Regions from separate parts of the Mus musculus genome. Here regions 2 and 3 are each linked to region 1. Evidence: chromatin loops called from intact Hi-C (ENCODE). Cell type or tissue: gastrocnemius. All regions are shown on one strand.

Region 1 (8,000 bases):
CACTTGCAGATGACTCCAGTTGACCTGGATGCTGTATTTAGCAGGAATGCTGGGAGGAAAGTGAGGGATCTTGGTCTGTTGGATGACTTCCACTGGAATCTGAAACTATCTGTTCAGGGAGGAGGGCATAGGGAAACCCAGAGAGTCAAGCCCTCTCCTGAAGCATAGGCCTTCTAGGGCTGAGTCTCCCTTCTGTGCCAAGCAGTGGCACTAGGAGTCTCTTACACTGAGTTTTTAGATGTCTGAACTACTTCCATTGTCTCCGAGTTCAGCGTGAAAGTTATTTATATGGTTGTCCCTGACTTCCTAGATACCTTTAGCCAGAGTCAAGAGAAGAAGTTTGGCTAATTATCTGCCTGTGCTTGTATGTAAGCTAGGGATAAGATTTTGGCCAGTCTTTACACATAACATCAGACACGTGACTCTAAATGAGTCCTACATTCAGTCAAAAATCCGGACAATTCTGGTTATGGTGTTGACATCTGCTCTTGAGACTGTTCTTCCACATCTGTAAAGAGAACCTTCCTTAAAGAATGAATAGAGGGAGCCGGCCATGATGGCATAGGCCTTCGATCCCAGCAACAAAGGTAGAGGCAGAGGGATCTCTACCAGTTTGAGGCCACCCTGGTCTAGATATCCCAGCACTCGGGAGGCAGAGGCAGGCGGATTTCTGAGTTCAAGGCCAGCCTGGTCTACAAAGTGAGTTCCAGGACAGCAACAGCTATACAGAGAAACCCTGTCTCAAAAAACCATTTAAAAAAAAAAAAAAAAAGACTCACTTCAGCACACTGTTTGAGGGATAGCCTCCCCCCCAGTGAGGGTGCCCTCGCCATGGATGGCTGTGAGAGCAGGTTGTAGTAATGAAGACTGGAGCTTGAGACAGTGTCTCATGGTATTCAGCTAGCTTTCTCTTTCTTAGTCATCAGTTGAAACACCCTCCCCAATACACCCACAGGCATGTTTCTAGGTGATTGTAAATCCAGTAAAGATGACAGTGATCCTCACCACTGATGGTAAGTATGGTGGGGAAATGGGGTCAGATCCTACCTTATGTTGGCCAGGGATGGATGATCCCAGAGGCAGAGGAGTGGAATGTTCTCTGGAGCCTGGGAAGTCTTCATTCACTCGTCCATATGGCAAACAATTCACGTAGTATGCCCACTTGCCTGGTGTGTACTTGACAATGAAGCTTGTGCTGACGTTATCTCCTCCCTTGGGAAGTTTACGGTCCAAGAGTTTTGTGACAAAGCAACAGCATTCAGAGTTGAGTATTATGGCGGGAGAAATACTGAGGAGTGGGGGCGGGGCCAGGCAGAGTATTCAAGAGTGGCTGGAAAAATTTCAAGGGCTGGAATTTATCACACAAGCCAAATAAATGCCTGAGGGCCTCTGTGTCCCGTGACCCTATTATAGAATTTATAGCTCAAGGACATCTTTGAGATCCCATGGCCGCCATCCTTACATCAGTTTGGGACCAGCTGACACCTGGTCCTCTCCTATTTTTATCCCAGAGGGCAGTGAGGTTCAAACCCACATAATACAGTTGGCAGATTTCATTCCCCAGAGACTAAATGTGGAGAGGTTCAGTGACTTGCCCAAGGGCATTTATTGAGTCAACAGTTGAAATGGGAACAGTTACCAGATGCTGGGGCCAGGTGACTCCCCCTTCCCTCAGTGTCTGCTAAGGGGAATCATCTTGTGAAGTATCAAATGGCTCTAGTCTTCTGATGAGTGTGCAAATCAAAGAGCAAATGAGAAGGGTAGGTGTCAATTTCCCTTGACGTAACCCCTTCCGACTATGCAGCAACCAACATGAGAAGAATGTGACCTAGGTTGTACTAAAACCATTTTTTTGTTTGTTTGGTTTTTGTTTTGTTTTGTTTTTCTAAATTTCTCTCAGACAACTAGTAAACAGGAGGGCTGGCTGAGTGTCAACCTAACGGAGAACAGAGGAAAAGTCAAGTGTGCACTAGCTTAGGGTTCTAGATAGTTGAAATGACTGCCAGCAACTCATGCCTTTTATATTTGAGTGTCCTGTGTCATTAGTCGTGGAGGGGTGTGGGAGACACTTGTTTTCACTGGGTTATTACTGTTAGTGACATGCAGGACGGGCTGGGGATGGAACCCTGGCTTATTATTACTGTTAGTGAAGTGCAGGATGGGCTGGGAATGGAACCCAGGGTCTCAATCCTGTTAGAGGCAAGGACTTGTGGTAACAGAGCCACAGCCCCATTCTGAGAGGTATGGCTTAAGCACAGAGCATTAATATAGTCCACTTGGGACTTTGGTAAGCTGCACATATTGGATGAGTCCTGGCTGCCTGCATTCCTGCTGATATAACAAAAGGTGAAAGTTCCTATTCAAAAGATGTTCTGTGATTCACTTCACCGGGTGGCAAAGACAACATGGCCTGTATGTTGTGAGTCTACCTAGTCCTTGCTATAGTTTGGATTTGGTGTACCTCCATGCGTTGAAGGCATGGTCCCCAGTCAATGCTATTGTGGGGAGAGGTGGGATCTAGTAGAGAAGTCCTAGATCACTGGATGTGTGCCCCAGAAGAGGCACACATCTTCTTGTGGTACCCACTCTTTTCTCTTTTGCTTCTTCTGGCCATGGTATGAGGAGTTTGCTCAAACATGCTTAAAGATAGACTTTGCCTCCGGCAACCTCACCAAAGGCTTGCCAGAAATTGGTCTTCTTGGTTATGGAGTAGAACCTTTAAAACCATGAGCTGGACAACCTTTCCTCTTTGTAAGTTGATTATCTCATGCATTTTGTTGTAGTGACAGAAAGGCGATTTAAATACCCCTCTCACCAACATCCTTAGGAGTGACAAAGGAATAGGCTGTTAAATTTCACATTGAGGATCCCTGAAAAGAATGACATTGCCTGCAGAATTGCACATCTCTCTTCTTTCAGGTGGTATTTCTAAAAAAGACTGAGGCTTCCTTGGCCCTAGAGAGTGATAATGTGGTTTTTCATTCCAGGCAGCATGGACAGTGTCGTCTGCTTCCCTGTCCTCTTCCCCATGGCCAGGCACAACCTGGACTAGGTCTCTCCAGTTATTCTTTAATAAAACAAAGCCTAGATGGTTTGTGATGGTTTCCTTTGTCACTTTGACTAGGGAGCAGAATATTCAGATAGACAGAGAAAAATCCTATTTCTGCATTTGCTACAGATGTTTCTGGAAGACCTTAACACTTACATTTGCAGACTGAATGAAGAAGAGGGGTGTCTGTAGCGTAGTTGGACATGATCTAATAATCCCTTGAAGGAACAAACAGCACAGAAGAGGTGGAGAAAGGGTGAGCTTTACCACCTGTTTGAGCTGGGGAGCCCCCCTCTCCCTGTCTTTGCACATCAGTCCTGACATGAGAGCCCTCAGGCTTACACTGGGGTTCACACCCCCTGGTCTTCCTTGTTCTTTATCGTGCAGATGGCAGACTGAAGGGCTGCTTGGCCTCCACATTGATGACGCAGTCTCTAATAAAGTTCCACGTGTGCTATGTTAGTCTGCCTCTCTGGAGAGCACAGGCTAACACAGCTCCCTTAATATCTTTCAGCTTCAAAGAGAAAGGGACCTTGGTGAAGGACAGATTATTCGTTGATCATTTAATCTACTTGTAGACTATGTGCTGAAACCTTCTCCAGCCTTGGTTTTATAAATGCACAAAGCACACTATCAGTATCACAAAACATGGAACATCGGCGCCCCTGAGCAACATGCAACTAGAAAACTGCCCGCCTTGGCGAGCTCCTTCCTCACCTAACACGTGGTTACTGGATGGACTGAGAAGAAATGTGCCAAAAGCCCAGAGCCCTTTCCCAGTGTTTCAAAAGATTTGTTAAATGAATCGGCTTTCTAGAACAAACTATTTAGGAAGAAAATTCTACTTAATGAAAGAAAGTTCCTCTTGGCCAGGTGTTGTGGTGGTATACACCTTTGATCCCAGAACTTGTAGGGTAGAGGAGAATGGCAGACTTCTGACTTTGAAGCCAAAGTGTTCTACAGCCAGGGCTATACAGAGAAACCTTTTCTCAAAAAAAAAAAAAAAAAAAAAAAAAAAAAAAAAGGAGAGAGAGAGAAAGGAATGGGACAAATTCTTTGGCTTTCTATCAGGCTGTAGGAGAACCTAGAAGTTTACAGACAATGGAATGGAATCTCTTCTCTGAGCTCTAGACTGGCACATCTAGTGTCCTCTGGACATTGCCCCTTAGCTGCATTCTCAGAACCCATGTCTCCACTGCCATGCTACCAACCTGCTTCAGCCACAGTGTCCCTTCAATTGATGCTACCATTTTTATTTTCAAGCAAACATCCACTCTAGAAACAAGAGAAGCATTCTTTTCTTTTTTTTTAATTCTTGTTGTCTTCCTTTTTTAAAGATTTATTAATTTTATGTATATGAGTACACTGTTGCTCTCTTCAGACACACCAGAAGAGGGCATCAGATCCCATTATAAATGGTTGTGAGCCACCATGTGGTTGCTGGGAATTGAACTCAGAACCTCTGGAAGAGCAGTCAAGTGCTCTTAAGCCACCTCTCTAGCCCAAGGGAAACATTCTCTTTCACTTCCCCCATTCCCCACCCCTTTCCCATCCCCACCCCGCCCCCACCATCCTTCTATCCTGTACCCTGCCTCCTAAAGATCCACTTACTGTCTTTGTCCACTCCTCCCCCTGCTCACCACAGCCATGGCTGAGGCTGCCAGCCTCACTTCAGGCTTCCAATTCTTCCTTGACTCTGTTTCCTCGAGAGTGTGGAGTAATCCTTCCAAAATGCAAATTGGACCCTGTCACGTGCCTGCCTCAAGCAGGGAGTCCCTAAGTGGCTCTGCGGGAACAAAGGCCAAAGGAAGCTCACAAAGAGCCCCCTTGCCTGCACCGCTCGTTTCCCCTGCCACTCCTCACCCTTGAGCTATGAGAAGGTGAGGTCCTGGGTGAATCAGTCATGTGACCGACTGCTGACACCCCACCCCCACCCCCCAGACCTCAGCTCGGAAGCTCCGTCTCGTCTTACGTGCTCCATAGCATAGCTGTGTCTTTTTCAGAGCTCTCGTTCTATGTGACAGTGAAAATTCCTATTTCATTATTTGGCTGTAGCTCCTACTGAGATGTATGTTCCTCATTATTTTACAGAAAAGCAAAAGGATAGCGACAGAAACCAGATCCGTTGTTGCCCATGGCTTGGGGGAGGGGAAAAGGTCAGGGTACTGTGTGGAGCAACTCAGAGTGACAAAATGTTCTGTGTCTCGATTTGGGTGAAGGTTATATTACCTTATGCTGCTGTCAAACATAGCCTGTACACTTAAGACCGGTAAACTGGGGGCTGGTGGGATGGCTCAGCAGGTAAAAGCTCTTGCCACCAAGCCCAAGGATCCAATCCCAAGGACCCAAATGACAGAGAGGGAACTGACTCTCACATGTTACCCTCTGTCCTCCATTCTCTCACAGAGCCATGCATGTGTCTACACCCCTGCCAAATAACTAAATAAAATGGGTGGGGCTTCCTACTATGCAGGAAGAACTCCTCAAGAAAGGTAGTTTTAAGGAAATTTAAAAATGATCCTTAAAGGTAGATTAAATATTTAATATTGACTCATAAATGGATGCAGTAGATAACTGTTAAATGAGTGAAGATTATTCCCTTTCTCATAATGTTTTGCATAACTGGCGTTATCTTTTTTTTTTTCCGGAAGTGGTACAGGACTCTCTCCAATGGCACATGCAAACCTGAGTTCATCTGTAGGGGAAGATGCTTTCAAGATAACTCGGGGAAAGGAAGAGCCATCACATGGACAGGTGACAACAGCTGAACTTGCTATGCCTGTGGTGAGGGCTGAATGCCTGTGGGCCGAGAGTCGATGAGGGAGGATTTGAGGCCTTCTGTCCTAAGCTTTCTCTTCTGGAGCCTCGGAGCTCTGGATATAGCGTGTCCTGGATACATGGCTGACCTCCTGCTCCTGGTTCCTTAAGCTGTACTCTCTTTATCACTGTCCCCTAGTGCCAGGCAGCTCAAGTCAGGAAGGAGCTCCAGCTCAGACGGTGAGCAGATGCCGGATGCCATCGATGCCCAGGGACAGACTGGAACGCGTCTCTGCCTCTGTCCAAGCCATCTCTAACCACAGGAGAAGGCTGTGCCTCCCCCACACTGACCCAGCTATCAGGCTGAGAGTCCTTTGTGGAATATGCACTGTCGCTCCCTATGGAGAACAAAAGGCTATCTCGAGCTGGAAACGATCAGCAGAGGTGAAATGTGGCCGACGTGTGACTGGACTTCAAGAAGAAAGGCTGGGACTGAGGATCGGCTGTAACTTTGTCCCTGGGCTCCCCAGCTGGTTCTTTCACAGTAGAGTCCCCAGTTAATTCAAGACTGCCCCCCACCCCCGCCCCCACCCCCCCCACCCCCGTAACCTGCCTTTCTGTGTGTGAAGTTGTGATCTGGAGAGCTGCAGCACACACGGATGGTGGAAGGCCTAAGGAACTCCATCCCTGCTGTGGAGGAGTTGTTATCTGTGCTGGGGCAAGACAGCTGCCTTGGGGTCCCCTGCTCCTGTAAGTAACCCCTCAACCCTGCTCTGTAAATAAGCCAAATAAACTCATGGGCTCCCCACATTGGGCCCCCTGGGTGGACTGGTCCTTCTGGTTTATCCTCGGTGCTCCAGAAAGGAGTAGATGTTTGTCCGCGTCTCCCTGGAGAAGCGTTCTGTGAACCCCGTGCGGTGCTTGGTGGAAAATGTATTCTCAAGGCCCTGTTGGCTAAGCCCGTTTTAGAAAAATAAACAAACTTGTGTAATCAAACATGTAAAGTCCCAAAATTCAGTTTTTCTTTTTAAGATTCCCATTGGACAAATAGAAAGAATTAAAAACAAACAAACAAACAGGCAAGCAAACAAAACCCTGCATGGATCAGTTTTCTGAAGACCACGCATGTCCTTTTAGAGGTAGCGGCTTCTCCCCCAATTTTCCAGACACACACACATCTCTGCTTTCCTCTTGTGCACCTGGTGGAGACTGTTGACGAAAGCCTCGTTGATAATTTGGTGGCTGGCAATCCTGAGTATACTTTCCAAAGGAAATGACGTCATAAGAGGCTTTGGGCTTCCTGGGGCTGCTGGCACAGCCTAATTAACCTAGCACACTACCGAGAAGCTATGGATTTTCTGAAGGAAATGAACAGAGAAAGAAGTAATTGTGACGGTCGTGAAATAAACAGAAAACCTGAACAAGGGCTGCTTGCTCTTGCTCCCTTGGAGCAGACCTTAGCTCGCCTCCAGTCTGCACTCCTAAGTGATCACGGCCTGAAATTAGTGACTTCCTCTGCTAACAGCCGACTCTGACAGCTGCTCAGCTCTGCCAGGCATACATGGCTTTCATCTACCACAAACAGCCTCTCTGAAGTCAGTGACGTCTCCACGGCAACCAGATCAAGTTTTTCCAGAGATATTGGGACAGAAAAGGAGAAGAAATTGACAGGTTTTGTTAAGGGGCCTGAACCCTGAGCTGTCAGGGGGAAGGGTTCCAGACATTGCCCTCCGTTTTCTGATGAGCTCTGGGCTTCCCGCCCCCCCAACCTCCCACCTCCCCCCCACCCCCCCACCCCCCGTAACAGTGGGAAATAGCAGTTTTACTCGTCATGGAGAGGAAGAGAAATCTTTCTTGGCTGATGAATGAATGAATGATGAGAAGAAGTAGGGTTAGGGAGCATGGGGCACACCAAGGCCTGTGCTGCCAAGCGGCTGTGTGCAGTGGCGTCCGGTTTAACTGTCACTCACTGTGAGTGCTGCCCCTACGCCACACACACACTGCAGAGGTTATTTTCAGCAGGAGAATGCAGACTGAAGAGAGGTGTCACAAATATCACAGAGAGGGCAGGATGGGGACAAAGCAGGAGTCCAGAGGGCGTCCAGTCCTGACCCCAGAGTTGGGGGCAGCTGTGGCTCACAGCCAGCTTCACCCTTATTCCCAGGCTCAGGCACGCTTAGTCCTTGCTGTTCTG
Region 2 (8,000 bases), 180 kb before region 1:
GCTTTCTGGGTGGAAAAACAGGTTTTTCATCTTTCCCACTAGAAAGACAACCCTGTATGCTTCACATTCCTGGTTTCTCTGGAGATCTATGGGCTCGAGGATCTTCCTGCTCTGCTCAACAGTCTCATTGTAGTTTTGAATGATGTTCCCCAATGGAGGAATGCCCAGCGGCTTCCCATAAACTCACAGGCCATTTCCACGAGCTCTTTCAACAACAGTCTACTCTGAGTTTTTCCCACATTTCTTTGAATTTTTTCTTTTTTCTTTTTAATTTTTTTTTTGGTTTTTTTGAGACAGGGTTTCTCTGTGTAGCCCTGGCTGTCCTGGAACTCACTCTGTAGACCAGGCTGGCCTCGAAATCAGAGATCCACCTGCCTCTGCCTCCCAAGTGCTGGGATTAAAGGCATACGCCACCACTGCCAGGCTTTCCCACATTTCTTATTGGTGTATATTAACTGTACACACAATGTGCTTCACTGAGCTTTGTTTCCTTAACACAGGATCTCACTTAGGTAACCTTGGCTGGCCTCAAACTAAAAATCCTCCTGCCTCAGCCTTCCAAGTGCTGGGATTACAAGCATTTACCACCATGTTTGGCATCTTTTCTGGTTTAAAAGTGGTAATGTCTTTTTGTTGTTCAAGTGTGGGTCCTTTATGTAGTATGGAGATCAAACCTTTTTCAGATTAATAACTTATAAATACTCTCCTCGGTGTGATGGTTAATATCAATTGCTAACTTGTCAGGATCTAGAATCCCCTGGTGACAAGCCCCTAGGCACACCTGTGAGGGATTATCTACACCAGGTAACTGAGGTGGGGAGACCCACCTTACCATGGGCAGCCCCACTTCCTGATTGAGGTGCCAGACTGCACAGAAAGAAGAGCTGGCTGAGCATCAGAGTCCATGGCCTTCCGCTTCCTGGCTGCAGGTGTAAGATCAGCTGCCCCAAGACTCTGCTGCTGTGACTCCCCTGACTGCATCCTGGGACTGTGAGCCAGAGCGTGTCCTTTCTTCATCTCTTCTGTCACAGGCACAGACAGTACCTAAAACATGTAGGCTGCTTCTCTTTTTATCCCTTGATAGTGCCCTTTGATGTATCAAGATTTTTAACTTGGTAAAGTTCAACTTTTGTTTTTAGTGTCACATCTAAGAGTGTGCTGCCAAATCTAAGGTGATGAATATTTATAGCTGGTTTTTCTAAGAGTTTTATGGCTGGTGCTCTTACATTAATCTTTGATTCACCTTGAATTATTTTGGGTATCATGAGGACCCAATTTGTTTCCTTCGTATGTGGACATCGAGCTGTCTTATCATCTGTTAGAAGGACACTGTCTCTCATGTAATGATTTTGTCATTCTTTGTTAAAAATCAGATGACGGGGCTGGAGATATGGCTTGTAAGTTAAAAGCACTGGCTGCTCTCCCACAGAATCCTGCAGCAGTTACCAAGCTCATAATCACTATCACTCCAACTTCAGGGTCAAACGCCCTCTTCTGGCCTCTCAGACACCTGTACACATGGCATACTCTCACACAGACACTTGAAACAGCAAAACTGAGTATATATATCTAGATGGATAGATAGATAGATAGATAGATAGATAGACTTGTCTCTAGATAGTTAATTCTCTTCCATTATGTGCTCTTGCTAACTGGCTCTCTCTCTCACTTCCACGTCCTCTCTGTTTCCCTTCCTCCCTCTACACAAACACACACACACACAAAGAGAAGGAGGGAGGGAGGGAGGGAAGGAGGAGGAGAGAGACCCATCTTATGCCACTATCCCACTATTTTGATTACTCTAACTTAATAGTAAGATTAAGATTTGGAAATTTGGAACTAATTTTATTCCTTTTCAAAAATTTAGCTTGCAATTGTATGTTCATTTCAGAATAAACTTGCCACATGTGGGGAAAATGTAGCTGACCTTTTTATTGGCTTTACACATTGAATACATAGATCATTTTGAATGTACACTAGCTTTTTAACTGATCTTCTGGCTATTGCATTTCCCTATGTAGTTTAGAATCAGCTTCTTAATTTCTACAAAAAGCCTGTAACATTCTTGACTAGAAGCAGCAACAGCTTTTGGTATCCGCTGCTTACTGCAAACCAGTCTCTACAGGCACCATGGTCTTCCTCCCAAAGGGCTTGCTCCACACACTCAACTGTTTGTGCTTCTTTAACTGTTTTAAATGTTCCATGTTAAACTACCGGAGAGGCTAGTGTTCCCTTTAATTATTAGGCAAGCTCACTCGGATCACTCACACCAGAAGGCATTTCCTGGATGCCCTAGCTCTATAACTGGGTTAAAATGACCAGACCAAATCTGGGGAGTACAGTATCTCAGCTCACAGACTACAGTCCATTAGAGAGGAAGTCGGGGCAGGAACTGAAGCAGAGGCCATGGAGGAATGCTGTTCACTGGCTGGTTTCCATGGCCTGTCCAGCCTGCTTTCTTATACAACTCAGGAGCACCTGTCCTGGGGTGGCACCATCCACAGTGGGCTGGCCCCTCCCACATTGAACATTAGTCATGAAAATGCCCCATGAACATGCTCACGAGCCTATTTGACAGACATTCCCTCTTCCCAGGTAACTATAGTTGGTGTTAACAAAACTAACTAGTACACTAGACTCAGCTTTTGAGGAAAGTAATTTATAACATATGAATTTATAAATTCATATAAACAAAAGTCTTCCTAATCACAAGATTAAGAAATCCTTTTACCTGTATCGCAAAAGTACCAACTCCACCTGACGCACCCAAGATTAAGGCACTGCAACAGAAGAGAAAGCACAGCGGTGAGACACTGGGCAGCACACTCTAAAGATGAAACTTCCTCAGTGACAAACAGTCCCCAAAGCAACTAAAGCCATCCTCCTTCCCAAGGCTGAATTACAGCGTTCACCAAGAAGCTGCAGAGAGTTAAAACGAAACCTTTAGCACACTCTTAACTGAAACACAAAACACTCACAGACAAACAATTCACTTCTGCAGGTAGCTTAGATGGTGCTTTGTAACCTCCGCTTCACAGTCAGTTATTCTAGGCTAAAGTTAGCGCGCTTCTCTGTAAGGAGGAAACTTCTTAATGCTGTTCTCTCAGAAGTCACATTCCTGACCACATTCCTGCAGAGGTAGAAGAGCACCTTGTGTCCAGGCATGTCTTGCTAAGCTCGTCAACTGTCACAGACAGACTCATCTCGGTAGGATTTCCTGTATAAGCCGCTGACTGTGCTGTCAGCACAAGCATCCTGGGCTCCAGGCTCTTACCACAGCTACGCAGTGGCCTCCTGCCACTGGAGACCTGGGCTAGGGGAGAGACGACTTAGCCTGGAGTCCATAGAGAGGGCAGAGGTAAGAAGGGAGGGAGAGAGCCTGATCCTCTACATTTGTGACTCTCCAAAAATGTAATGCAAGGCTAGGTGTGCATAGGCAAAGAGAAGGATACAAAGCCACCATCCATTTCCCAAAGAAGTCTGAGATCTGAAAGAATCAGTAGTCAAAACTCACAGCATCAGGCAGGCAAGATGGTTCAGTGGGTAAAAGGGCTTGACAGGAAAGTCTGACCACCTGAGAGCAACCATCGGCACCCGCAGGAGTGGGGGTAAGAGGGCAGAACAAACTCCTGAAAGGTGTTGTCTGCCTCCATGCGAGTGCTATGGAACATACATGTGTACACACATGGGGGGGGGGGGGGCGGAACCTGGGCTGCATGATGTCAAATATCTAGAACATTGTACCCAGTAGAGGTGGAAGGCCATGACATAATGGGGTCTGGTATCTGGTACTATATTAACTATTACGGAGGCTATTTCATGAAAATTCCCTGAGCGCCCACAGAAAACACTCCTGAGATAAGTGGAGGGGGTGCCTGCCGTCTATCTACCACTATCATTACATAACTACTAGTTATAGGCCCTCTATCTTCACTACGAGACAGTATAGAATTTTGCCACCTACTGCTAACCAGTGCACTGAGCCTTAGAACACACACCCTGCCTGTAATCTTAGCTACTTCATCTTTCTGTCCCTCACGCAAATCACAGAGGCTGATTATTATCATCTGTTGTGTGTTAAGAGTTATGACTATAATTTCCAAGTCAGCTGTTCCCTTTGAAATACCATTAAATATAATTTTAAAAAGTCTCTTTGAAAATCACGTTACTTCTAGAAGTGGTTTTCATCTCAAAGCTATCACTAGTGAAGAAGAGGTGACACTCTGCAGATGTTCCATCTCCTCCAAACTTCAACCCATGCGATAGCGTTAGTATTCCCAAGTGGGGAAATATGACACAGGAAGTGTCACACAGCTGAGGTGCTGGTACACACCTGGAATCCCAGCACTCGGGAGGAGGAGGCTGAGGCAGGAGAATGTAAGGTCAAGATCAGCCTGGGCAGCTCAGTGAGACTCTCTCAAACCAAATCATGTAAACAACAAAACAACTATCATACGGATTTTTAACAGTTAATTTACCCATAAAATACTTGGCCTTGACTCTTTGATTATTACCTAAATTAGTCAAATTCTCCTTCAAGTAACATCACACTTTTCTTTTACTCTACATTAGGACAGAGAAAGGACAGGCATTTTACCAAGTTTTTTTGTCTAACAGCGGTGATTTTTGACTCCTAAGGCTCTGCTTAAGAAAACGCCTCTCTGGTGGCTTGAGACGATTTCCTATGGAAGCTACAAACCAGCGGCACTACTGTTAGAAGCACCCCAGCACTAGCAGTACTCAGCCTGGAGGGATGTCTGCTTTGCACAAGGACTGGAGATAAAGGAGGACACACTTAGCAGACAGGATTAAAAGGACAGCAAATATCATGGCTGCCCGGGTTCCAACTGACAGACATGTCTCTGACCTCCTTCCTGTCAGCTTGTCTCTTCCCCATAACCCTTAATCCGAAGCAGCCTCACTTCCTAAATAAAACAGCAAAATTATCTCACAAAAGCGTGATGCTCTACAACCAGTGTCAGTTCCCAATGCTGCCACCTGAGGGAGCCCTCAAAGTGCAAACGAGCAGAGAAGCAGGCTCAAGACGGGATGGAGGCGCACCAAGGAAGTGCTGAGACACTGAGGGAGGACTTTTTTCTGGCCGCACAAACTTTAGTTTTGTGTAGGGTCAGGCAGGGCCTATTCTTTTTCCGAACAAAGCCAATCTCTAAAGGGACAGCAGGCAAAATAAAGTCTAAAGCCAGCAATAAGCTGACGTTCTGTGGCTAAGCTAACTGTATTCTATAAAGTACCTCGCAGACCTAAGGGAAGAGCACCGTGGCGCCCACCCTCACTCTGTCCCCCAGTGCTGTTCAGGAGGATTTTCTTACCTACCTTGCTGTATCACCACACTCCACATGCACACCCAACCAAAGTTAGAAAAAAGAAAAAAATGGTGAAAAAAGTGTGCTGCTTGCTATTTTATATCAATGGTCGGCAGCCTTTGAGACAGTTCATATTGTGGAGACTCCCAACCATAAAACTGTTTTCACTGCTATTTCATGACTGTAATTTTGCCACTGTTATAAATCATCATGTAAATATTTTGAAGACAGATGTTTGCCAAAGGGGTTACAACCCACAGGCTGAGAACCACTGGCTTCTATAGGAAAAAGCCCATGAACATTGTAATTCAAGATTGCCCAGGTCTTTAACACATGGCTCCTCACTTCATAGACCACAGCTTACTCTGAAAATTCTGTGGCTTGATCTAATTAATGGCAGACCTAGAAAGCACTAGAGAATAGGAATGATGACTACAATGCTATGCATTCTTCTTTGTTGTTGAGACAGAGTATTAGGTAGCCCCCGCTGGCCTCAGACCTTGCTATGGAGCCGAGGGTGGTCTTGAAGTCCTGGCCCTCCTAGCTCAGCCTCCAGAGTGGTTGGTTACAGGTATGTGCTATCATACTTGCTTTCTTAAACTCTAAAATCCTAATTCGCTCTGTCATTTCTGCCTAATGTTTGAATAAGCCAATAATGTGCTGATTTAACAGTGGCTTCTTTGGAGAGATGGCTCAGCAGATAAGAACACTTACTGCTCTTCCAGAGGACCTGAGTTCAGTTCCCAGCACCCACATCAGGTGCCTTTCAATTGCCACAACTCTACTTCAAGGAGATCAGACTTCTGGCTTCCACAAGTGCTCTCACACATGTGGCATACATTCACAGACACAAAAACTCGAGTGCACATGTGCACACACACACAACCATGAGGGAACCCGAAGGAGGAATTTACTCTCAAGTTTCTGTTCTGTCTTGGCCTGAAGAAACCTGGGCTGCAAATGTCCAGATCTCGGCACTGACTCATGTTGTGCTTTTTAACACAGGTGTAATAGGCTTTCCTGGCTCCCCGTGAGATTAAAATACTCCTAGTAGATCCCAATAAAAACGATGAAGTCTGGCTATGTTTTCTACAGGTAAAAACAATGACCTTTAGGAAATAAGAATGGTGCTGACGATGACCCACATTTGAGTTTCACGAGCTCCTTTTCAATGTGGGAGTGGAGAGACAGGTGAAGCTGCAGCCGACCTATCCTAGCACAACATGCTGCTTACTTACCATGCTAAGTTCCCTACTAACTACCGTGGATGAGAAACTTTGACTGAGGGAGATAATACAGTTACGAACAAAGCAACCGAATGGGGACTAAGAGAGCCTGGGCTGGTTTCCTTCCCTTCTGAATCTCTGTAACTCATACTGACATCTCCCAGGTTACAGAACAGTTCATGTATGAGTTAGACATCTGAAATATAAACACCCTTTCCCATGAGCACAAAGCTATTTATATACTTTGGCAAATGCCCAGGGTAACTGCCTCCCCCATAATGGATCAAGAACTTGAGATACCGACTAACAGTGGTTCTATTATCTAAGATTATTCAGAACTTCAACTGGACCTTAAGATGGACTGTCCATGTAGGACAGGCCCTGGGGACAGGCGTGGAGCACCAGGTCCTCGGGTCACACGCAGAGGCTGACTCAAGGGAGGAATACTGAGGGTAACCAAGATGAGAAGTGGAATGTTCACAGTAGGATGAACTGTTAGGTTCATTGTTAGGGGTAGCCTTTCACCCACACAGGAGCCCTGGCAGCAGATTTGCACACACAGAGCCTTTGTACAACTTAACAAAACTAAGATACGACAACCACAAGCAGCTAAGATGGAGGCCTCTTCCCCTCCTCTACTGGCTCCTTCACCCTCCCCCTCTACCAGCGATACTAGATAAGTTGACTCAGAGACACAGTGGTTTCTTCCTATTTGTGGTTTCACATTCTGTGATTCTAATTACCCACCCTCAACTGTGGCCCCAAAACAAAAAATTCAAAATTATAGAAATAAATAATGTCTGAGTTTTAAATAACTTTAACAAGAGCACAACAATAAACTGATTCTGTTTATCTATAGATTCAGAATCCACTGAGGAAGTTATCTTTCCTGGATAAGAGGAACTGTTGTCTATTTGCTTTGTGTTTAGTGGGAAATACTGTCTGTGATTCCAAGTCGTTTCTGCATAGAGTTAAAAGTTCTTCCTAGCTACTGCGGCTTAATAATGCCTCCCACAGCAGGGGTAATAGTGCAGGCTTGCAATCCCAACACTCGGGAGCCTGAGGAGAAGAAGAACAAACGTTCAAAATCAGCCTGGGGTACACAAAAAGAACCTACTTCAGACTGGCAAGATGGCTCAGCAGGTGCAGGACCTGAGCGCGATCCCTTGAACCTGAAGGGAAACTCGATTTCAACAAAAGTTGTCCTCTGCCCTCTGCACATGTGTGTATGATGTGCGCCAGCACATCACCGCACACAGATGAGAGCGCCCAGCTGGTGAAGATGCTTGCTACTAAGACGGGAGCCCTGAGTGTGGTCCCCAGGACGCACACATGGAAGGAGAGAACTGACTTCCTAAGACCTCCCGGGGCACCTATGACACCTGTTTACCACAGGCGCACACATACATAGGTAAATACACCTTTAAAAAATTTCAATGCAGAGGAAGAG
Region 3 (8,000 bases), 49 kb after region 1:
GGGGGGGTGTGGGTGTGTGTGTGTGTGTGTGTGTGTGTGTGTGGGTGTGCTGAGATAGCTCTACTTGGTCTATCCTAGGCTTCTCCTCCCCCTCCACTTTTTCCTAAGCCGAGTTCCATCTGTGTTTTCTGCCTTTTACTTTCTCTGTTCTAGCCACTGATCCTTGTGATTCATAAAGGACTAAAAGCACTTCTTCCTTGGGAGGGGAGAGGGGAGGCAACTGGGCTGATCATTCTGGCATTATTTGGGTTATCTAAGAAAGGAGAGATGACTAAAGGCATTAGCACAGTGAATGCCCTCCACTAGGTAAGGATAATGGAACTTGGTACATACCCGCAGTGGGAGCAGGAAGCCTCACTCTAAGGCACAAATAAATCCAAGGCCACACACTCCCCAGGCCCCCACATTTCAAGCGTCTTTTTTTGGTTGATGAGAATAAACATGCGAAATAGCACAAGCTTTTAAGTCAAAATTCAGCAAAAAGAAAACCTGAATAAAATTAACAAATAAGAATAAACTCATAAATTATTAATAATTTATACAAGTGCATTTCTTCACTTTAGCAATGTGAAGTAGGTGTAAATAATGAAGACTTCACATTAGATCATTTGCAAGAGACTCATATAAAAGAACTTCCCTCGCAGATAAAAGCCTGGCACGGGAAAACATGATGTAATCTACCTCCTAAATCTTGGGCACTATGCCAGCTCTCAGGGCCATGCTACCACTCCAATGTCTTTAAGGCCAGGTTTAAAACTTCCTTCTCTCTTTTTAAAAGACAGAGTCTCTCTATTATGTAGCTCTGTTTGTCTTGGAACTTACTTTGTAGGCCAAACTGACAAGGAATCCCCTTGCCACTGCCTCCTGAGAACTGGGATCAAAGGTGTGGCCCTAAAACTTCCTTTTAAGCACATTATTAAATGAAATCGTTTAGATTTTTAAAATTATATTTTATTACTTTGTGTATATATGTGTATGTATGTGTGTGTCTCGTATATGTGTTGTGTGTATGCATGTGTTGTCTGTGTGCACGTGTGTGCATGTATGTTTTTGTGTGTGCATGTGTGTATCTTGTGTTTATATATTTATGTGTGTGTGTGTGTATATGTGTGGACATGGGTATGTGTGCATGCATGTGTGTGTGTATCAGAGGAGCTGGTTCTTCATCTACTACATAGGGATGAAACTCAGGTCGCCAGGCTTGTATGGCAAGGACCTTTACCTCCACTGAGCCCTGAATTTTCATTTTTATATACTCCCTCCATGGTGGAATTGTCATTAGACTTAGCTGGCAGCCATGGTGGGGCAGGACCCCCGAGAAAGGAAGCAATGCTCTCCGGGGAACGTCCCAAGAGAGGTTTGGTGGGGACTAGGCATTAGAGCTCCTGGATGTTGTTAGATGACCAAAAACATGGAGAGAATGAGGATTAGGAGGCTAGCGGTCTGAAGGAGAACTCCTTGGGGGACATTTGGGAAGCCCTGTAAACTTGTTCTGTAAAGCCCTTAAAGCCCACATGATCTTCTGTGAACCAGTAAAGGCAAGATACAGATTTGTAGGAAGACACCCTCTCCTCCCTCCCCTTTCTTCCTTCCCACCTAGCTTCTTCCAAAGCAGTTACCACATCTTTGCTCTGTAGCCTCCAATCAGACTTCTCCTCCTCCTCTTCCTCCTTTCTTTTTTCTTTTTTTGGAGATAGGGTTTATCTATGTAACGTTGTCTGTCCTGGAACTCGATCTGAAGACCAGGTAGTCCTGGAAGTCAGAGATCCACCTGCCTCTGTCTCCTGAGTGCTGGGATGAAAGGCGTGTGCCACCACTGTTGCACGTAATTTTAAAAAGCACGCTTGCTCCTTGCCTGGTGCTGCGGCCCCTCACAACTTAGCTCAGACATCATGGCAGTGCTGGCTCCATTTCCATCCTGCCCAGTCCTCCAGCTGGCTCTGCTAAACTCCCCAACACCCTCCTGAGAACACTTGGAGCTACTGCTTGCGATCCACTGACTGACCAACCCTGCGGTCTGCTTTCTTCTCCCACCTGAGTCTCGGTGGCTGAAAAACACCAGACAGCCTTAATATTTTAAAACCAGTCAGATAACACAACTGCTGGGTTAAGAATATCCTGCCCCATCCTCTTTAGCCTCTGCAGGTGGGTGCGGAGGCTACAAACTATTGGTCCCCGAGACCTACAAGTCTGTCCTCCCTATCTGCTCCACTGCCTGGTCCAGATTTCCAAACCTCTCCCGATCTGTCCCCTTCTCTTCCACCCCGGAAATCCTGACTTATCCTTCTCCCAGTGATTGGCTTCGGCCATCTTTATTGACCCAATCAAGAAACAATTAGGAAACTAGATTTTTAGTTATCAACTCCTCCCACTACACACCACAACTGACCAGACAAGGCTTTCAACTTTGTGATATCCTTATGAGTGAACAGAGAGAAAATAGTGGTCATAACAAACCTATCTCTAGAATGGTGTTGTGTGAATCCTTATGACACTGCAGCATTCCCTGGTTACCTGATACTCTAAGCGTCTTCACTGGAGCCAAGAGTTAAGTTTTCTGTTTATTATTATTATTTTTTTTTATTTTACTAAAGAAACAGTCACAGACTACCCACATTGCTGATTTTTCTATTAACTCCATATGTGTAAGTCACCAATGTGCTTGGCACTTCAGTTTCCTTTTTTCTGGAAGTTGGAGATTATAAAGCTGGGTTTCCATGATTATTAAATAAAAGCATATAGAAAAAGCAGATGGCTCAAAGTGCCGATGTGCAGGAATACGCGGTGGGAAAGGGATGAGTTTGACTCAAACGGCAGAAAGTGGAACTGGGGAGAAAGACAGCGGCTGCCAGGCTTTGAGCGCACCTGCCTGCCTGCCTGCCAAGCCTCACGTTGAAATCTCGGGCTCTTAGAGGCTTCTGTACAGAGACTGGCAGCCAAATGCCACTGCTTATAGTATGGTCTCCAGGGAGGCTTGAAGGCACCAAGGGCTCGCTGAAATTCCCGGGAGATCTCCTTTGGGGTCCTCCCACCCTACACGGAGGAGCTATTACAAACTTAAGAAAAAGAGGCAACTGTATCTATCACGAGCCAGTCCCATTTTGGGGCGGGTCCAGAGGGGGAAGCAGTTGCCTCTGGGCATGCTCTGCTCCACTGGCCTGGACTGCAAACCAGACCGTTGACTACACAAGTTCAGAAAGATTTGTCGCTGGCTTTGGTAAATCACACCAGTTTCCAACCATGGAAATATTCGCTTGTTTACCTCATGCGTGTCTCCTGCCAGCATGCCTGCAATCCCGGCACAAAGCACTGAAGCAGGAGGATCATCCATTCCAGGTTAACCTCGGCAATAGAGTGAGACCCTGTCTTAATAAACACAGGAGCAGCCAGAGGAATGAGGAAGATCAGAGACATGATGACAGGGAATGGATATGAGCCAAGTACAATGATATCTATCTGGGGGCAGACGCCATGATAATTAATACCTACTGTTTTGCACACAAACTAAAAAAAAAAAAAAAAATCAATAAAAAAAGTGCTGTCATTAATTTTTTTTTAGGATGGAGAAACAGTTTGTATGAATTTACATTCTTGTTATAATGAAGACTTTGTAAGTTTATTGATAATTATAAAAGCTTGCAGTACAGTATCAGGAAAGCAGTCGACTGCACCCTGATAGGTCCTCATTCACCACAGGAAACAAGCCAGAAATAAGCCCATCGAGGTGATTGAAGCTTGGGATTCTGTGGTGGGAGCACTCTCTGAGTTCGAGACCCACCTGGGCAACAGACTCAGACACAGTCTCAAAAAAGCAGAACCAAAGAGCTCCTTCTCTTCTTCTGTAAAGGACTGACACACCTTTAACTGGCTTTGGCATTATGAGAAAAACTCCAGGACTCAGATCAAACAAAGCAGAGGCCTGGTCCTTCCAGCGCTTGCCGGCCTCCACCTGTGCTTTCTGTCCCATCAAAGGAATGGGGATTAGCTGCCCTAACGCCGCTGGAATGAAGCTCGGATTATCTTGGTGTCTGTTTTCACAGGCATTGAGCCTGAACCCCTTAGCCAGTGAGACCTGACTGGGCCTCTCTCTTGTAAAAGTAGGCAGGCCCAGCTGAGCTGATACCAGATACAACAGGAGTCCAGCCCCTACCACATGTCACTTCCATTAAATCCCATCTTGTTGCTTACTGGGTGTGTGGCCTTGGTTAACCACAAACCCTCAGAAAAGCCTCAGATCAGCTGAAAGCCTTTGTTTTTTAGCCAGCTCTTAGGGTATAATGAGAAGAGTTACTCGGAATGTTAAAACGTTCCTTTCCTACTGCCAGGGCTGAAACCGAATGGGACACACCAGTAAGATGGCTGGTCCTCATGATTCCATTCATGACAAAAAGAGACGTTATCTGGTCTCTTCCCGTGACCGTGTAGAAAATGGCATGGTGTTCAAGAGCCTTCTAGTTAACTGAGGTGCTCTGAGCAGGTAGCCAAGGAAGAAAGGCAGTATTTAAAGGGGCAGTTAGTGTTCAGAGGGGGGAAGGAAGTATCTTAATTCTTTATACTGTCCCTGACCCCAGCCTCCGTTCCATAAATAGGCCAGGATAACATTTGCTGCCAGAGGAAGTATTCAGATACCACTTCTAAAGGCCATGAGTGATTCACACTGGAGGTCAATAATTAACTTAGCCGGGAATGTGTTCAACTGCACAACTACTCTTAACTCTTTAAATCTCAGAAGACATTCTCCCCAGCTTGGTGAAAGATAACAACTGGAAACAGAGCAGTGTCCACACGGATCTGTGATGCTGGTGGGTGGAGGAATGTCGCCGTCTGTTTTATGATTAGCATACCTTGGAGCATTAAGTCACAGAATGCTTCAGGGAGTGAGATGTCTTCGATCTACCACATGGAAAAGGCTGAGGACTGGATGGTTTCCATCTTGGCAGTCATTATTTTCAGGATGAAATAGACATGCTTTATTCATCAGGAGACCTAATTGCATGACTTTTTTCCTATCCCAGTTCTAAACTAGAGGCAGGTGATCAGGGAGGAGGGACATTTCCTACCTCTGACTGGGCATCCTTCAAGGATCTCCTAAATGGAGACTTTGGTAAACGACAAGAGGCAATAGTGGTTTCGGATTATTCCAGATGAAGAAATCACCCACCATTGGTTTGGGGAAGGGGAGTTGTTTCTGGTTTGTGGGAGGTGCCCACCCCCATGAGCTAGCCAGTCTTGTCAAGGAGGCAACCCTAATGACTCTATAAGAACTGGCAATGTGAACTATGCATGGGTGAAGAGAAAAAAAATTCCGCGGGGGCATGGGCAGCCTGTCAGGCAGAGATGGGCTTAGGCCTCAAATGGCTTGTGGGCGAGTGGTGGGAAACCTCAGAGAGAAACAACTTCACTGGGCCACAAACAACTCTCTGCTGACTCCCATGTGCCCCCTGGCAGGAACACTAGCAAGAGAACTGCACCCCCACTGTGGTTACGTCATGTCCCTCAGAGTTCATATGCTGAAGGCTTAACCCCCACACCTCAGACACTGGCACGATTTGGACAGAGGATCTTTGAAGAGTTAAAAAAGACCTTTGAGAGGACCATATAAGTTAAAATGGGGCCACAAGGATGTACCCTAACAATGTGGCCTTATGAGAAGAAATATGAACACAGGAAGGAACTCCAGGCCCTCTACATGCGGAGAGATCATGTGAGGATACACAGAGAGGCAGAGCCAGGACAGAGACCTACGTCTTCACATCTTGATCTTAGACCTTCAGCCTGTAGACCTGTAAGACTGTGTCCTAGTCAGAGTCACTATGACTATGCTGAAACACCATGACCAAAAGTAAGCTGGGGAGGAAAGAGTTGATTTCACTCACAGTGCCATAGAACAGTCCCTCACCAGAAGCTGTGTGGGCAGGAACCTGGAGGCAGGAGCTGATACAGAGGCCATGGAGGGATGCTGCTTACCGGCCTGCTCATCATGGCTTGCTCACCCTGCTCTCTTAAAGAAATCAAGGCCACCAGCCCAGGGATGGCATGACCCACAATGGGCTGGGCCATCCTCCATCAATCCCTAATTAAGAAAATGCCTTACAGGTTTGCCTATAGCCTGATCTTGGGAAGCGTTTTCTCAGTTGAACCTCTTCCCTCCTTTCTAGCTTGTGTCTCTCTCCACTGACATAGAACTGCCCAGCACAAATGGTTTCTGCTATTCAGCCCCCTAGCCTATGACTGAGTCAATTCGAGTCTTTTGAGGAGGACAGACAACAAACAAATTATTTAATTGATATTTTAAGGACAGCCATGGAGGGCATTGGAAAGGGTGAGTTCCTTTGAGAAAACATATCAAGAACAGCTAGAAGAAGAGTTCCGGGAAAGCCGGCCACAGGAGCTCCCACTGTGGGATGCTGGGAAACAAGACTGATGCCCCAGAACAGCAGGTGACATGGCTTCCTGGAGTTGACAGAAGTATCTAGCTAAGCCTTGATCTTGAAAGCAAGTCCAAACTATTATAGGTTTTTAAGTGGGCAAGGGGATCAATAATTCGAGTATATTTTCTTCTAGAATATTCTAAGTAGGCAGAGGCTTCCAGGCACAATGTGTGTAAGGGAGGAAGGCTAAGCAGAAGTGGGAGCAGGCAGGTAAGGATGAGGGAGAGAGCTTCACACATAAACGTTTTGCTCAAAGGGCAGGGCTTGGTGATGGGAAATTGCTTTGGAGTTGTTTTGTCCCTGTAGCTGCCTGTCTGGGTGCTCAAAACATGTAGATGGATGTGTCCTTGGTGGACAGGTCTCCAAAGTCAAGTGGTTGTCATGCAATCTGCTTCATGCCAAGGGTGTGGAGACCAAAGGGCTATCTCCTCTCACATTCTCTCTTCCCCATCCCTGTGGAATCGCATCACAGACCGCACCACAAGCCTCTTCAGAACCCTGTAGGGAAAACAGCTGACAGCTTTATGACTCAGTCAAAACTGCTACCTGGAAACTGTGCATAAAGCCACACTTCACCTTTCTCCGTGAGGCTCTGCTGTTTCCTGGTTGTCTTTTCAACTGTTCACAGCTGGAGTGGAAGGGAAGGCAGGGAAAGGGCATTATCTTCAAAGCGACTGAACTTCCCCCATGTTCGTCCTCCAAGGGGACTCTACTGTCTGACTGACCAAAGCAGACAACTGTGGCTCAGATCTGCTATGAAGATTACAGTCGGAGAAACCTTGGTCCTGTGAGCCAAACTTCCCTCCACTTGTCACTGCTGAAGCTCCCAGGGAGACACAAGACAGAGGGCCAGCTCTTCATCTTACAGCGTTATGCCAACCTTAGTTCTCATCAGCCAGCAGTTGCTCGTTATTTTGGAAATATTAGATTAGAGGCACTGCTCTCTAAGAGACCTATGAGTGAAGCACTAGGCTGAAGCTAACACAAGCACATTTAGAAATAAAACACAGGCTGGAGAATCCTGGCCTGGCCGTTGCCTCTAAATGCATTATCTAAACAACAGGGTCGGGGTGGGAGTGGGCGTTAAGAACAGACCATTTCAAAAAACTATTAGTTCGCGGCTGGCCAAGGTTACTAATTTATTGGGGGTTTGTTGTTGTTGTTTGTTTGCTTGTTTTGATTTTGATTTTAAACCTCTTTCAGAACAAGAAAGCGTCAGGATCCTCGAGTACAAAGCTTATTTTGTAATCAAGGTGTGGTCTGAGGACCCGCTGCGTTGGCACCGCCCAGGAGCATGATTGACGTGCAGAACCTCGACTGGCCACACCACCCAGTCCTACTGAATCAGAGCCTATACCTGAAACAGATCACTGGAGGTTTTGCGCACATGTTGAAGTTCTAAAAGCAAGACTCAAGAGCAACCGGGACAAAAGGAAGATATGAGGAAGGTTGGGTGAGTGGGTTTAGAAATATAAGAGCTGGGGGCTGGAGAGATGGCTCAGCCGTTAAGATCACTGACTGCTCTTCCGAAATTCCTGAGTTCAAATCCCAGCAACCACATGGTGGCTC

Evidence for each region. Peaks named below come from ENCODE experiments on the same cell type or tissue, not always from the same donor. Only the 100,000 strongest peaks of a DNase experiment are listed, where the experiment ranks them.
Region 2: a loop joins it to region 1, with 2.0 times the contacts of the local background. A loop is called at or near these places in 9 of 42 quality-filtered maps.
Region 3: a loop joins it to region 1, with 2.9 times the contacts of the local background. A loop is called at or near these places in 3 of 42 quality-filtered maps.

Annotation. Positions count from the first base shown.
Region 1 is chr10:43,739,703-43,747,702 of GRCm38, reverse strand. Gm40634 (a long non-coding RNA gene) reads left to right here and starts at 4,647. Exons shown (of 3, transcript XR_871618.2): 1 at 4,647-4,929; 2 at 5,701-5,803; 3 at 6,006-6,394. 1700027J07Rik (RIKEN cDNA 1700027J07 gene) reads right to left here and starts at 1,545. Exons shown (of 4, transcript NR_040581.2): 1 at 1,048-1,545. RefSeq lists an enhancer at 1,025-1,565. In gastrocnemius, a CTCF peak has its summit at 4,427 (motif pointing right); a DNase peak (open chromatin) is centred at 4,821; H3K4me3 peaks cover 2,494 bases; H3K27ac peaks cover 6,887 bases.
Region 2 is chr10:43,916,167-43,924,166 of GRCm38, reverse strand. It overlaps Rtn4ip1 (reticulon 4 interacting protein 1), which reads right to left. Exons shown (of 9, transcript NM_130892.5): 5 at 2,732-2,780. Among named protein-coding and RNA genes, the nearest start is that of Rtn4ip1, 18 kb to the right of the region's middle. In gastrocnemius, a CTCF peak has its summit at 4,995 (motif pointing right); a DNase peak (open chromatin) is centred at 5,002; H3K27ac peaks cover 977 bases.
Region 3 is chr10:43,690,808-43,698,807 of GRCm38, reverse strand. No RefSeq gene overlaps it. Among named protein-coding and RNA genes, the nearest start is that of Gm40632, 19 kb to the right of the region's middle. In gastrocnemius, no CTCF peak of the experiment used is centred here; DNase peaks (open chromatin) are centred at 695 and 3,055; H3K27ac peaks cover 3,642 bases.